Linked DNA regions of Homo sapiens: region 2 is linked to region 1. The links are chromatin loops, found by intact Hi-C in ENCODE. Cell type or tissue: dorsolateral prefrontal cortex. All regions are shown on one strand. Links, peaks and the distances in the headings refer to the core of each region. The heading gives the core; the rest is flanking DNA.

The links. Hi-C counts contacts between places; a loop is a spot of excess contacts. Peaks named below come from ENCODE experiments on the same cell type or tissue, not always from the same donor. Only the 100,000 strongest peaks of a DNase experiment are listed, where the experiment ranks them.
Region 2: a loop joins it to region 1, with 2.0 times the contacts of the local background. A loop is called at or near these places in 2 of 110 quality-filtered maps.

Annotation. Positions count from the first base shown.
Region 1 is chr1:11,208,295-11,216,130 of GRCh38, reverse strand. MTOR (mechanistic target of rapamycin kinase) reads left to right here. Exons shown (of 58, transcript NM_004958.4): 21 at 2,565-2,732; 22 at 3,223-3,335; 23 at 3,657-3,819; 24 at 5,225-5,317; 25 at 6,673-6,819. Among named protein-coding and RNA genes, the nearest start is that of ANGPTL7, 23 kb to the right of the region's middle. In dorsolateral prefrontal cortex, for the core only: a CTCF peak has its summit at 3,677; a DNase peak (open chromatin) is centred at 3,730; H3K27ac peaks cover 708 bases.
Region 2 is chr1:11,057,240-11,063,151 of GRCh38, reverse strand. SRM (spermidine synthase) reads left to right here and starts at 3,134. Exons shown (of 8, transcript NM_003132.3): 1 at 3,134-3,375; 2 at 3,807-3,927; 3 at 4,260-4,352. The coding sequence starts at 3,209. RefSeq lists silencers at 2,685-3,214, 3,425-3,614. In dorsolateral prefrontal cortex, for the core only: a CTCF peak has its summit at 2,985; a DNase peak (open chromatin) is centred at 3,031; H3K4me3 peaks cover 2,288 bases; H3K27ac peaks cover 1,636 bases.

The sequences.
Region 1 (7,836 bases), core at 2,653-5,152:
CTTTGGCCTCTTCCATGTTTGGGTCAAGGAAGGCTCAGAAGCAAGTTTGAATGACATAGACTTTTTTTCACGGATCTTTGTAGAGCTGTTACAGTCTTAGTACAGGAAGTGGAACAAAGCCCACTGGATTTTGAGGGGGAGGAAGGGCTGTTGCTCCAGGTTCCCAGGTACAAAACTACAAGGCATGAAGGCTGAAGAGAAATCCTGCAGTAATTGTTCTGCCAGAAATAGACAATTGGGTTATTTGCCTCACACACAACAAAGCAATTTTACTTTAATATCACAAGGGTGCTTTTCTATTTTCATGAAAGCCCTCTTTGTTACTGCTCATAAACCATGAAGGGATTGGGTTTTCTTAGGGCTGTTAAATATGATGGACACGTGTTGGGCACCAAGGAACAAGGTGATGCTTTACCCTGCTACCTCCAAAACCATACATATCACCTTTTGACTGCAGTGGCACATGAGAAAAGGCTCAGGTTCCAGGATTTTATAACATGCATTAAGTAGGTGCCAGAAGACACCCCATGGGCAATATCATTTTTCCTTGTGTTCTATATAATTTAAATGTCTCTACGGGGAAGATTGCTTCACAGGGATGGCATGTCCTCAAAGAGTTGGAAGATTTCTGTTCTTTCACACCAGACCTTTGTAGTTAGTTTGGACTAAAATCAAAATGGCTGGACTATTTGATTTTAGCAGGACTAAAATCAAAATGGCTGGTTTCAAATGGAACTTCCCAGCACCTGGATCTCAGAACTGAAAACCTCCCTACATGTATAAATAATTAAAAGCTGCTCTATTCCCTGACTCTTACCACAGAAGCCTCTGTACAAGGAGGATTTAGGCAGAATGCTAAAGAGGCCGATGGCTAGTCTTAGTGGGAGGAGGGGCAAGGGAAGAAGCAGTGTCCTCATGGGAGGAGGATGAAGTAATCTGTGACTTAATCCCCCCAAGAAGGCTAAACAAGGATACAATATGACCATATTATAGTCATAACAGGTTGATGACCAAAACACAGGGAATTGAGGCAGGGAGCCTCACACCTGCAAAATACAGCTTTCATTTCATCCCAGATAGAGAAGGTGCAACGGGGGCTCTTCCTTTGACTGTTGATTCTGGGCATTTTAATGAGCTCCCCCGAGCCTGGGAAGAAAATAGTCTTTGTGAACAGTGATCCAGCTGACATCCCTTGGCAGGCTGCCTGACATCTTTGAGGTAGAGAAGCCCCTGTGAGGAGCTGATGATAATGCAGCTGGGAGGTAGGTTGGCCTTCTCTAAAGAAGGCAGAGTAGGGTTCAAGTGGATGAACATCAGACAGACTCTGGAGGCTGTGAAATCTGTGGTGTTTCTTTGGCAACACTTTTAACCTAGAAAACACAGCTTTTTCAGAGAGAATACTTCTCTCCAAGTAGAGAGAAAGGAAGTTTTACCAGCATCTTCTAGTATAGTTTTTGCTTTCTAAACCATTATGCTTTTAAAGATACCTTTTTAAATAAAAATACTATATCTTTTTATAAAGCCTTTCATCTGAGGAGTTATCCTTGTTGTTATGGACTTCTACTTTGAACTATTTAGAGGCTCCAAGAATATTAACATTCATGTGTTGCCATCATTAGTAGGGTTTCTATTATCATTAAATTTCCTACTCCAGAACTTTTAAAGATGGTGGTAGGCAGCTGTCTTTTTGAGTTGATAGAAATGATATCTTTTCCTGGAGTTAGAGGCTTGGACTAATTTGCTTTGCAGCACTGAGGCAGGATCTGTGGCCAGTTGGCCAAGTTTTTATTTTAGTAACTTGTGTGGAAAATAACCATGTGGGTGTAGAAAGGGGCTCATTTTGTGGCACTGTTCAGGCCTGATGGATAGATTTTTGGGAAGGGACAGATATCAGATGCTATCTATTAATAGCAAAATCTAAATCCAGAAAAGCCAGGAAATATTTGTAATACTGGAGTCACCCTCTGGTAGAGATCAGGTGATACCAAAGTAAGGTCCAAGTCCACCCTGGACCACTTCAGAGTTTTTTGAGTGACTTAGTCATCTGTTCATTCTAGAATATTCCAGATGCTCTGATTGATAGATTCTGGGGATACAGAGATAGGATACTTGTCCCTAAGTAGCCTACAGTCTAGAGGGAGGACAGCAAAGCAAAGGAAGTCTTACAACTGCTATCGCTATCAAAGGGAGTGCAAAGGACCCAAGTGGATCATGGAAGGAGAAGAAGAAAGCCTGCATGGGAGAAGTGAGGCTAGAGCCAGGTCTAGAAAGACAGACAGGGCTTAGCTGAGCAAGAAGTGGGATTCTAGGCAGAGGAAGCAGCATGAGCAAAGCCCAGAGGACTGAGGTAGCCTGGTGCATCTGGGGAAATGCAATTGAGTTTGTCCAGTGTAGCTGCAACATAGGACACAAGAAGGGCCCAGTGGGAGGAGGGGAGTGAGGAGTTGATCTCGGCGCAGACCATGCTCACTACAGTTTTGCTTTTCTGGCCATCTTGATTCCTTTGTTCATATATCATCAGAAAGGGACCTGACTCAGCTCCTCTGACTTTTCTCTCTTTGTAGGAATTCTGGGTCATGAACACCTCAATTCAGAGCACGATCATTCTTCTCATTGAGCAAATTGTGGTAGCTCTTGGGGGTGAATTTAAGCTCTACCTGCCCCAGCTGATCCCACACATGCTGCGTGTCTTCATGCATGACAACAGCCCAGGCCGCATTGTCTCTATCAAGGTGAGTAGCCTACGTCATCCTCCAGAGAGATTTTCTGATTTCCTCTGAGTCCCTGGGTGATCAGCTAAAAGCTGAGACCTCATTCTGAGTGACAGGTTGATGCCCATTCCATAAGACAGAATCCCAAGAATACTAATACCCAATGTGTGCAGTTTACAGAATGTCTGTAATCCTCTCTTGATTATCCTTATGTTTTGTATCTGTTTCAATGGATTAATCTTGGGAAATATTTTATCCCAGACTAATTTTCTTTATTTTCCAGCAACGGATTCCTTATCAACTCAAATAAGCACAGAGAAAGCAAAGTAATATGTAAGCAAATAAAATGAGGGGAAGAAAGTGCTATCAAAAGGATATAGTTCAAGGCCATTTAATAAAGAGTTTTCCCAGTCCCCAGAGAACTTTGAATTGTCTACACCACCACCCGCTGCGTGTCCTTAGATACTTGGGACCTGACTATTCATCACCATGCTTTTGCTCCCTTTTGCAGTTACTGGCTGCAATCCAGCTGTTTGGCGCCAACCTGGATGACTACCTGCATTTACTGCTGCCTCCTATTGTTAAGTTGTTTGATGCCCCTGAAGCTCCACTGCCATCTCGAAAGTGAGCACCTCCTCTTTGGGACTAGCAATCTTTAAGCTTTAATGTTTTGTTGAAAATGTTCATTTCTTAAGTTCCCAGGCCATCTTTCTATTTTTTTTGTTATTTCAACTCACATTATTTTAGTCTAGAAATATCCCAGGTTTATGGAAATCTTAACTGTCCCTATCCCATTGGAATAAATGTTGGATCCATGTCATCCAAAATACCTTAGAAGCCGTTCATTCCCATCCCTTTGGTGCTGATTGTTAAGCTCACCCTCAGTCACGTCTCTTCCTTGGAGATTGTATGTTAGCAGTTACTGTATGTTAGTGATTGTTGTAGGGCAGCGCTAGAGACTGTGGACCGCCTGACGGAGTCCCTGGATTTCACTGACTATGCCTCCCGGATCATTCACCCTATTGTTCGAACACTGGACCAGAGCCCAGAACTGCGCTCCACAGCCATGGACACGCTGTCTTCACTTGTTTTTCAGCTGGGGAAGAAGGTAAGATGGGAGTCTGGACAGACAGGTGCTCTTCTGCCTTATTTGGAAAGAAGACTTTGTCTGTGAGCCACTCAGACTTTGTCTGATGCCAGCCACCATCAGAGAACGTGGAATTACTTGCTTTTTTTCTTTTCATGTGTTCAGCAAACATTTATTGAGCAACCTATGTGAGCTAAGTGCCGTTCTGGGGGTAACACGGTAAACAGAATAAAGTCCTTGCTCTCATAGAGCTTCCATCCTGATGAAGCAAAGCAAATAAACAGTTTGTTTCTTAAGAGTGATGGGTTGAAGTGGGGAGAAGTGCTCTTTATTTAGGGTAGACAGAGAAGACCTCTGATCAGTTGACACTCAAGCAGAGACCTAGATAAAATAAAGGCCTGGTTGCAAAGAATTGGATGCAAGGAGAAGAAATAGCAAGTGCTAAGGTTGAGGTGGCAGCTTGCTCAAAGAGTTCAGGGCACAGCAGGAAAGCAGTGTGACTTCAGAGGAGCAAGCAATGGGGAAGTGCTTGTAGTTAAGGTGATGGAGATAAGGCAGAATAGTAGAGACTAGATTTTGTAGGCCTGGAGCTCTCAAAATATCATTCCTGGACAAGCAGTATCAGTGTCTACATACCTGAGAACTTGTTAGAAATGCAGATTCTTGAGCTAGGCACAGTGACTCACACCCGTAATTCCAGCAACTTGGGAGGCTGAGGCAAGAGGATTGCTTGAGATCAGGAGTTGGAGACCAACTCCAGACATAGCAAGACCCTGTCTCCACAAAAAAATTTAAAACTTAGCCAGGCGTAGGAACACGTGCCTGTGGTCCCAGCTACTCAGGAGGCTAAGGCAGAGGGATCGCTTGAGCCCAGGAGTTCCAGACTGCAGTGACCCCCATAATTGTGCCATTGCACTCCAGCCTGGGCAACAGAGCAAGACCTCATCTCACCTAAGACCTACTGAATCAGATCCTCTAGCTGTGGAGCCCAGCAGTCTCTGGTTTCATGAGCTGTCCAGGTGATTCTGACGCCCACTAAAATATGCAAATCACTATTGTGGGCCATTGTAAGTACTTTGGCTTTTACTCTGAGCAAGACTGGAAGTTTTTGGTGGACTTTGAACACAGGAAAAATAAGATCTGACTTAATATTTTTAAATGATAACTCAATGCCATGTGGGAAAATAGGCTGCGGGGGCAAGGGCAGAAGCAAAGATCTGTTAAGAGGCCACCATCATAAACCAGATGATGGGGACTTGAACTAGGATTATAACGGGAGATGGGAAGAAGGATTCTTTTGAATATCACAGAGCTAGCCACAAACCCAGAAGAAATGGTCATAATGTAGTTGTATAATATTTTTTCCTCTACTTTTTCTCCACTCTCCAAAATGATAGTTTCTCATCTCTTCCCCCTCCTGTTTTAGTACCAAATTTTCATTCCAATGGTGAATAAAGTTCTGGTGCGACACCGAATCAATCATCAGCGCTATGATGTGCTCATCTGCAGAATTGTCAAGGTGAACTATACTTCTTTTCTGTTCTGAAGTCCCTGTTGTCTTTACTACTTGATATTCTTGTAATCTTGGCTATGGGAGTTTGTGTAGCTTTTTGGCTGTAAATTAGGGATTGGCAAACTTTTTTCCAGTTTTGTAGACTATGTGGTCTCTTTTGCAGCTCCTCAGCTCTGCCACTACAGCCTGAGAGCAGCCATACACAATGTGTAAATGATGAGCCTGGCTGCATTCCACTAAAACTTTATTTATGGACACCTAAATTTGATTCTCTCAATTTTCATGTGTTGCAAAATATCAATCTTCTTTTGATTTTTTTTCCCCCCAACCATTTAAAAGTATAAAAACCCTTCTTAGCTCTTGGGCTATATAAAAACAGGCAGAGGGCTGGGTGCGGTGGCTCCCGCCTTGGGAGGCCAAGGCAGGTGGATTGCTTGAGCCCAGGAGTTTGAGACCAGCCTGGGCAACATGGTAAAACCCCATCTGTACAAAAAATACAAAAAATTAGCTGGTCATGATGGCGGGTACCTGTGGTCCCAGTTACCGAGGAGGCTGAAGTGGGAGGATCACCTGAGGCTGCAGTGAGCTGTGATTGCACCAGTGCACTCCAGCCTGGGTGGCAGAGTGAGACCCTATCTCAAAGTAGATTAAAGGCTAGGCACAGGGGCTCATGCCTGTAATCCCACAACTTTGAGAGGCTGAGGCGGGAGGATCACTTGAGGTCAGGAGTTCAAGACCAGCCTGGCCAACATGGCGAAACCTCGTCTCCATTAAAAATACAAAAATTAGCCGGGCATGGTGGTGTGCACCTGTAGTCCCAACTATTCAGGAGGCTCAGGCAAGAGAATTGCTTGAACCCAGGAGGCAGAGGTTGCAGTGAGCTGAGATTGCGCTACTGCACTCCAGCCTGAGAGACAGAGCTAGACTCTGTCTCAAAAAAATAAGTAAATAAATAGGTTCGATTAGATAGGCAGGTAGGGAGTGGCACAAATAAATAAGTGAATAGATGATTCTTTTTAAAAAGTTTTAAAAAGCCAGGGGATGGGGGCTGTTTGCCACCTTTGCTCCAAACACTTTATCACTTTTCCCATTGCCGACAATTGTTTATCTTTGCTAGTTGCATGGTTGCTTGATCTTAATACTAAGTCAGTGCTTGTCAGTAACTAGGAGTGACTAGCAAAGACTGTCTACAGTTGGGGAGTCAGCCCATCTGTGGTTCATTTTGTCCATATGTGCAACTTTTTACTTCTTACTGAAATCCTGGCTCTACCAGGTCTGCACCTCCCAAAATTTAAGGATATTTCCTAAACCAGAAGCATCTAGTAGAGTTATAGGTGTTTCCTATAAATCTTTGGTTGTAGGGATACACACTTGCTGATGAAGAGGAGGATCCTTTGATTTACCAGCATCGGATGCTTAGGAGTGGCCAAGGGGATGCATTGGCTAGTGGACCAGTGGAAACAGGACCCATGAAGAAACTGCACGTCAGCACCATCAACCTCCAAAAGGCAAGTCCATTGTTTCAGGTGACTGGGAAAGGAGAGCTCTGCTCTTCTCACTTACTCAAAACTTTTAACTGTTTAAACTGGGCAACCGAAAACCAGCCCAGGTGTTTTTTCCAGAAATCTAGATACCATGAACTTAGATCATTTTGTCTTTTTACAGGTGCCTAAATTGTAATTTTGTTTTGAATAGAGAAAAAGTAGAGAACAAAATGTCCTTTTGTGCTCCCTTGGAATATGGATGGTAGAACCTTTTGTTGCAAATACATTCTCATTTTTTACATGAAGGGAACAAAGCTAGTGAGCCCCCTAGTTGGCATTGAGACTGATGAAGGCTCTTTCAAACAGTGCTTTTCAAACTTCTCAAACTCATTGGGCTTACCAGTTGCTGGGAGTCTTGTAAAAATGCTTATTCTGTTGTTGGCAGTCTGATTTGGGGCCTGATATTCTGCATTTCTGACAAGCTGCCAGCTAATGTGATGCTGCTGGTCCATGGACCATACTTTGAGTAGTGAGGTTTTAGATGTTTCCAAGTGATTACTGAATTATCTCTGCTGGCCAAAGCCTAAGATATGACCAGCTTTTCACCATGTATGCCATCAGCTATCCACCTAAAAACAGGCAGTTTCAAAGCATCTCTAGTGAATCAGAGCACAATAATCATAATTACTTCACCAACTTTAAATAAATATACCACATCGAGTATTTTCCATTTTGCATTAGTCTTTCATGTTTCTGGTGACTGTAAGCAACTTCCAGTTTAGATTTCAGTGTTATTTTTCATCTATTAGCCATCTCACTCCATGTGCAGCAGCAGATAGAGGTGAAGAACTGGGCAAGACTGTGTCCTAGCTGACTCGTTCACTTCTTTTGGAAAAACCCATAAAGATTTGAACACAGTCCTTTGTGCATGTGTACGGGCTCACGCCCAGCTTTGCGGAGCACTGGGGGTTTATTACTGTTGTTTCAGAGTCTTTACTCACACAAACAGCTTCAAGTGACCACTGCTAAGAAACGTTTGCT
Region 2 (5,912 bases), core at 1,837-4,336, 150 kb after region 1:
CACAGCTGTCTGCCTGGCTGAATGGAAGTGTAGAAAAATGACTCAAGTGCTAACTGCTTAACAAGCCTCTCGTGACAGACACATAACCACGTGGCAGCCCCATTTAAACCATTTCCTTGAACAGTAGCCATTGGCCCACCTTTCTCTCCTCTACCCTTTCTCCCCTTTTTCCTTTTATAATAACACTTTTTAGGAGGTTGGGTGGGATAGTTAACCCACTAGACACTTAAGCTTTACAACTGGGTTTTTGAGGTACATTGGTCTGAATTTAGGGGAAAACATTTCATGCTAAAGCCTGATTTTCTCAGTCCTGGTTGTTTGGTTGTTTTTTTGTTTTGTTTTGTTTTGTTTTTTGGTGTTGGGGGTGTTTTTTTTTGTTTTTTTTTTTTTCCTTTCTTGGAGACAGGGTCTCGCTCTGTCACCTAGGCTGGAGTGCAGTGGTGCGACTGTGGCTCACTGCAACCTCCGCCTCCTGGGTTGAAGCAATTCTCATGCCTCAGCCTCCCAAGTAGCTGGGATTACAGGTGCACGCCACAATGGCAGCTAGTTTTTGTATTTTTAGTAGAGATGGAATTTCACCACCTTGGCCAGGCTGGTCTTGAACTCCTGACCTCAGGTGATCCACCCGCTTTGGCCTCCCGAACTGCTGGGATTACAAGCGTGAGCCACCACGCGTGGCCAATCCTGGTTTTTTTCTGTAGACTTCTGTGGTCATCTGGCCTGACTTTAACGTCAGTTGTGATTATAACTGGGCTGTGCAATAATGGCTACTTCTGGCAAAATCAGTTTTTCTTCCTTGTGACCTGAAGTCAGGTGGCATTTCTGGATTCACAGTGCTGTATATTTGGGGGCTTTTTTGTCTGTAATTTACTCAGGGCTTTTGTCTTCTCTGAACTTGGAAGGTTTGTGCAATGTCTGTACACTCTGGCCGAGAGGTCTCAAGTTCTGTGCCTGCTTGAGGCTGAGGCCTCTCAGTTTCACTCCCTCTACAGGAGGACAAAGGATGTCAATGTGGCCTTTTTCATGTGAGGACCCACATGCTGGAGCAGCTTTGTCCAGCTTATAGAGGGGATGGGATGGACCTGGCCCTCCACTTTCCCCCATGCAGTGTCCTGGAATGCCAGGGCCACTGTCTATGGTCAGTCCTTCACCACCTAAAAGCAAGCTGATCCACAAGGCACCTGGCTGCATCCAGGCCTGTCATCTACGGCCACCATCCTCAGCTTCAGAGCTTATGATCTGGCTCAGGGAACACAGACAAGTACTGCCATCTACAGCCACCATCCTCAGCTTCAGAGCTTATGATCTGGCTTAGGGAACACAGACAAGTACACGGGCAGTTACAACCCAGAGGCAGAAATGTCTTGGAGGAAGTACAGGCAATGTAGGCAAACACCTTGACCCAAGTACAGGATTGAACCCAATCAAGCCTGTAGCACTGGACACACTGATTGACTCTGTCTTATCCACTACGTGGACATTTCAAGAATAATCTTCGTTCCTGGAACAAGTCCATGGAAGCTGTTGCCTAGCAATGTTTTTTATTTTTTAGAGACAGTCTTGCTATGTTGCCCAGGCTGGTCTCGAACTCCTGGGCTCAAGCGGTCCTCCTGCCTCGGCCTCCCAAAATTCTAGTATTATCAGCCTGAGCCCCTGTGCCCAGCTGCCTAGCAATTTTTTTTTTTTTTTTTTGAGACGGAGTTTCACTATCGTTGCCCAGGCTAGAGTGCAGTGGCGCAATCTCAGCTCACTGCAACCTCCAACTCCCGGGTTCAAGCGATTCTCCTGCCTCAGCCTCCCGAGTAGCTGGGACTGCAGGCGCGCACTACCATGCCCAGCTAATTTTTGTATTTTTAGTACAGACGGGGTTTCACCATGTTGGCCAGGATCGTCTTGATCTCTTGACCTCGTGATCCGCCCGCCTCCGCCTCCGCCTCCCACAGTGCTGGGATTACCGGGGTGAACCATCACGCCCAGGCACCTAGCAATTCTTTAGCGGTCTTGGTTTACCTCCCCTTTAGAAGGAGCTTAAAAGCAAGCAAGGCACATTGTTGCCTAGGCTTGAGGCTTGCTCTCACCCATAAACAACGCTGTTACTCTGCTCTGGGGACGACACAGGAAACGTTCCCCACCTCCAGGTGGAGGCTGCAAAACGTGTCAAAACCATCCCTGACATAATGTCAAGAGTAGCTTATACTAGTTTCATCTTCCTTCCTTGGCATTCGAACTGCGTGTGGAACAATTAGCATTTAATATTTGGTAATTAGCATGCTTAATGTGATTCTGAGAAGTTCTTTGACATTCTCATAAAAACAGCACATTCCCACCCACCCTTCAAAGAGCAAGACCCAGTTTGTCAAGAAAAATTGCGTGCCAGTCTTTTCTGGTGCTGAATATGTATGTTCTGGGCCTCTTCCTGGACACTGCTGGTAAATTTAGAAACTCGTTTAGAAAAGCACTTCTCTCGTATTCAACAGCCTATAGGCTCATGGCGCAGAATCTAAGGGAAAATGGCTAAATCCAGCTTGTGAATTCGCGGGCTGTGATGATTCTTTCCAAGTAAATAAAAACCCTCGGTTCGCCCCGACGAGCCACATAATCTGTTCAAATCCAACAAGGAACCAGATTTTGGACGCAAAGAAGGATACGTTCTACTCGCCCCGTGCAACAACGTAAACCACTGTAGCCACCCGCTCCCGTGTCTCCAGCCCAAAGGCTGACTCTCCAGTCCGCACGTCGCAGCGCTCTTGCCCTCCACACCAAGCCCGAGTCCCGCAGCCCCTCGAGGCCCTCGGTGCCTCCCAACCCCGAGAAGGAAGCGGGGGCCGGTGGTGCACCGCCCCGGCTGCTTGGGGCGGAGGAAGGACCCGGACCCCTTCCGCCGGCCCAGCCCGCCCCGGAACCCGACCCGGCCGCCCGGCCCCGGCCGGGCCCCACGTGGCCCCTGGAGCGGGCCGCACTACCCTGCTGCCGCCGACGGACGGCGCGCCACAGCCACTCTGCGCCGCTCTGCGAGCCGGTGGCCAATGAGCGCCAGGCGAGGCCGCTTTGCCATTGGCGAGCGCGGGCTCCGCCCCCGCCGGCAGGCCCCGCCCCGCGCCCGGGTTAGGTTGCGGCGCGGGCGGCGGGCGGAGCTGGTCCCGTTGTGCTGCGGCGCCGCGCGGCCTGCAGTCCCGGGCCCGCGCCCCGCGCCGCCCGCCCGCCCGCCATGGAGCCCGGCCCCGACGGCCCCGCCGCCTCCGGCCCCGCCGCCATCCGCGAGGGCTGGTTCCGCGAGACCTGCAGCCTGTGGCCCGGCCAGGCCCTGTCACTGCAGGTGGAGCAGCTGCTCCACCACCGGCGCTCGCGCTACCAGGACATCCTCGTCTTCCGCAGGTACCGCCGCTGCCCGCAGGCGCCTGCCCCCTAGGCTCAGCCCGGGCCGCCTGCTGCCCGCCTCACGGGCCTCTCCACGCCGGGACCCAAGCGGGCTGGACCTCGTCCTGCCCTGGCCCCCTCGCCACCCCTCACACCGCCTCCCTGGGCTGGGGCTGGGACTGCGGGCTGGCCTCTTGGGTGGGGGAGTCGGAGTCTGCGCCCCGCTCCACGTGTCAGCCCTCAGGACACGTCAGAGCCCGAGGAGACCCCGGGTCCCACCCCGGCCTCCACCCGGCGGCCCGCCTGCCGTTCCTCGCCACGTGTCACCATCGCTCCTCATCCCTGGGACCCCTAGGCGGGATGGGGAGACCCTCCTCACCCAGGGCGGCTTGGGGTACGTTTTCCCCACCCCAGAGAACCCAGGTCCCCGACTGTCACTCCGCCCGCAGTAAGACCTATGGCAACGTGCTGGTGTTGGACGGTGTCATCCAGTGCACGGAGAGAGACGAGTTCTCCTACCAGGAGATGATCGCCAACCTGCCTCTCTGCAGCCACCCCAACCCGCGAAAGGTACCCCAGTGTCCCCTGGAACAGTGCCGGACGAGGGGCGGCCCCAGGTGTGCTCCGGGCTCTTCCCAGATGCTGCCTGCATGGTTGTCAGAGAAAGTGCTAGCGAGGCCAGGGGCGTCCCGCGGAGGGGTGGGGGCCGACACTGACGCGGCCTCGGAATCCTAGGGCAGCCCTGGAAGGAACTTCCAGGAAAGGGGACACCGGCACGAAAGCGTTTCCGAGGGTAGAAAAAGATGAGGCCCGTGGGTCCGAGGGGTCAGGGGGTCTGCTTCAGGGGCCTGGGGGCTCCCAGTCCTGCCAGGGCCCCTGCCTTGACTGCCCCCTCCTCCCAGGTGCTGATCATCGGGGGCGGAGATGGAGGTGTCCTGCGGGAGGTGGTGAAGCACCCCTCCGTGGAGTCCGTGGTCCAGTGTGAGATCGACGAGGTGAGTGCCGGCGTAGAGCCAGGTTTGAGTCCTGGTTCTCCCAGCGGCCAGCTGTGCCCTGAAATGGCTGCACACCCCCGAGCAAGGCAGGTAGGGCCTGTTTCTCCATCTGGAAAACACCTGGTCGGGGAGGGTTCAGTAGGAAAACCAGATGGCAGAGGGCCTGGCAGGTGGTGAGGGCACCTGCGTGGCGAGCTCTTACTAAAACTGAGCTGATTTTTTTTTTTTTTTTTTTTTTGAGACAGAGTTTCGCTCTTGTTGCCCAGGCTGGAGTGTGATGGTGCGATCTCGGCTCACTGCAACCTCCACCTCCTGGGCTCAAGTAGTTCTTCTGCCTCAGCCTCCGGAGTAGCTGGGATTACAGACATGCGCTACCATGCCCGGCTAATTTTGTATTTTTAGTAGAGACAGGGTTTCTCCATGTTGGTCAGGCTGGTCTCGGACCTGGCGACCACAGGTGATCCGCCAGCCTCGTCCTCCCAAAGTACTGGGATTACAGGCGTGAGCCACCACGCCCAGCCGACTAAGCTGATTTTTAATCTGAGCCCCAGGCAGGGCCCCAAGACAGCTCAACTATTTGTACGTTACCCCTTACACTCAGTAGCTGCTCACTAAAATCATGCTACGTGCCAGGTGTTGCCCGGGTATGGGGACAGTGGTAGACGACAGATCAGTCCCTGCCCTCTAGGAGCTGATGTCCTAGTTAAAGGAGACATCAGATGGCCAGACGTGGTGGCTCACACCTGTAATCCCAGCACTTTGGGACGCCAAGGCGGGCAGATCACCTGAGGTCAGGAGTTCAAGAGCAGCCTGGCCAACCTGGTGAAACCCCATTTCTACTAAAAATACAAAAATTAGCCGGGCATGGTAGTGCATGTCTGTAAACCCAGCTACTAGGGAGGCTGAGGTGGAAGAATTACTTGAGCCCGGGAGGCGGAAGTTGCAATGAACCGAGATCTCGCCACTGCACTCCAGCCTGGGTGACAGAGGAAGAATCTGTCTCAAAAAAAACAAACAACAAAAATAGAGACATCAAAGGATGGTCTGATGAAGGCAAGACAGGGGCTGGGGGACAGGAGAAGGCAGGGTTCCTGTGAATGCATGGGGGGTGGTCAGGGCAGGCCTCCAGGAGGTGGCGTTTGAGCTGAGACCTCAGTGAAAAGCAGGTGGCCGTGTGCAGGGAGGGGGAGGTTCTCCTGGCCAGAGGTTGGAATTGCATCCTTCTAAAATAGGAAACAGGCCAAGCGCTGGTGGCTCACACCTGTAATCTCAGCACTCTGGGAGGCTGAGGCGGGCAGATCACAAGGTCTCTACTAAAAATAAAAAAAAAAAAAAAAAAATGGCCCAGCTTGGTGGCGTGCGCCTGTAATCCCAACTACTCGGGAGGCTGAGGCAGGAGGGTGCAGTGAGCTGAGATCGTGCCACTGCACTCCAGCCTGGGCAGCAGAGCAAGACTGTCTCGAAAAATAAATAAAATAGGAAGCGACAAGAAAGCCACTCAGATGGGGCGATTTGGTCTGGAAGGAGGGGGTAGGGATGGGAGAGAGGAGCCCAAGCCGC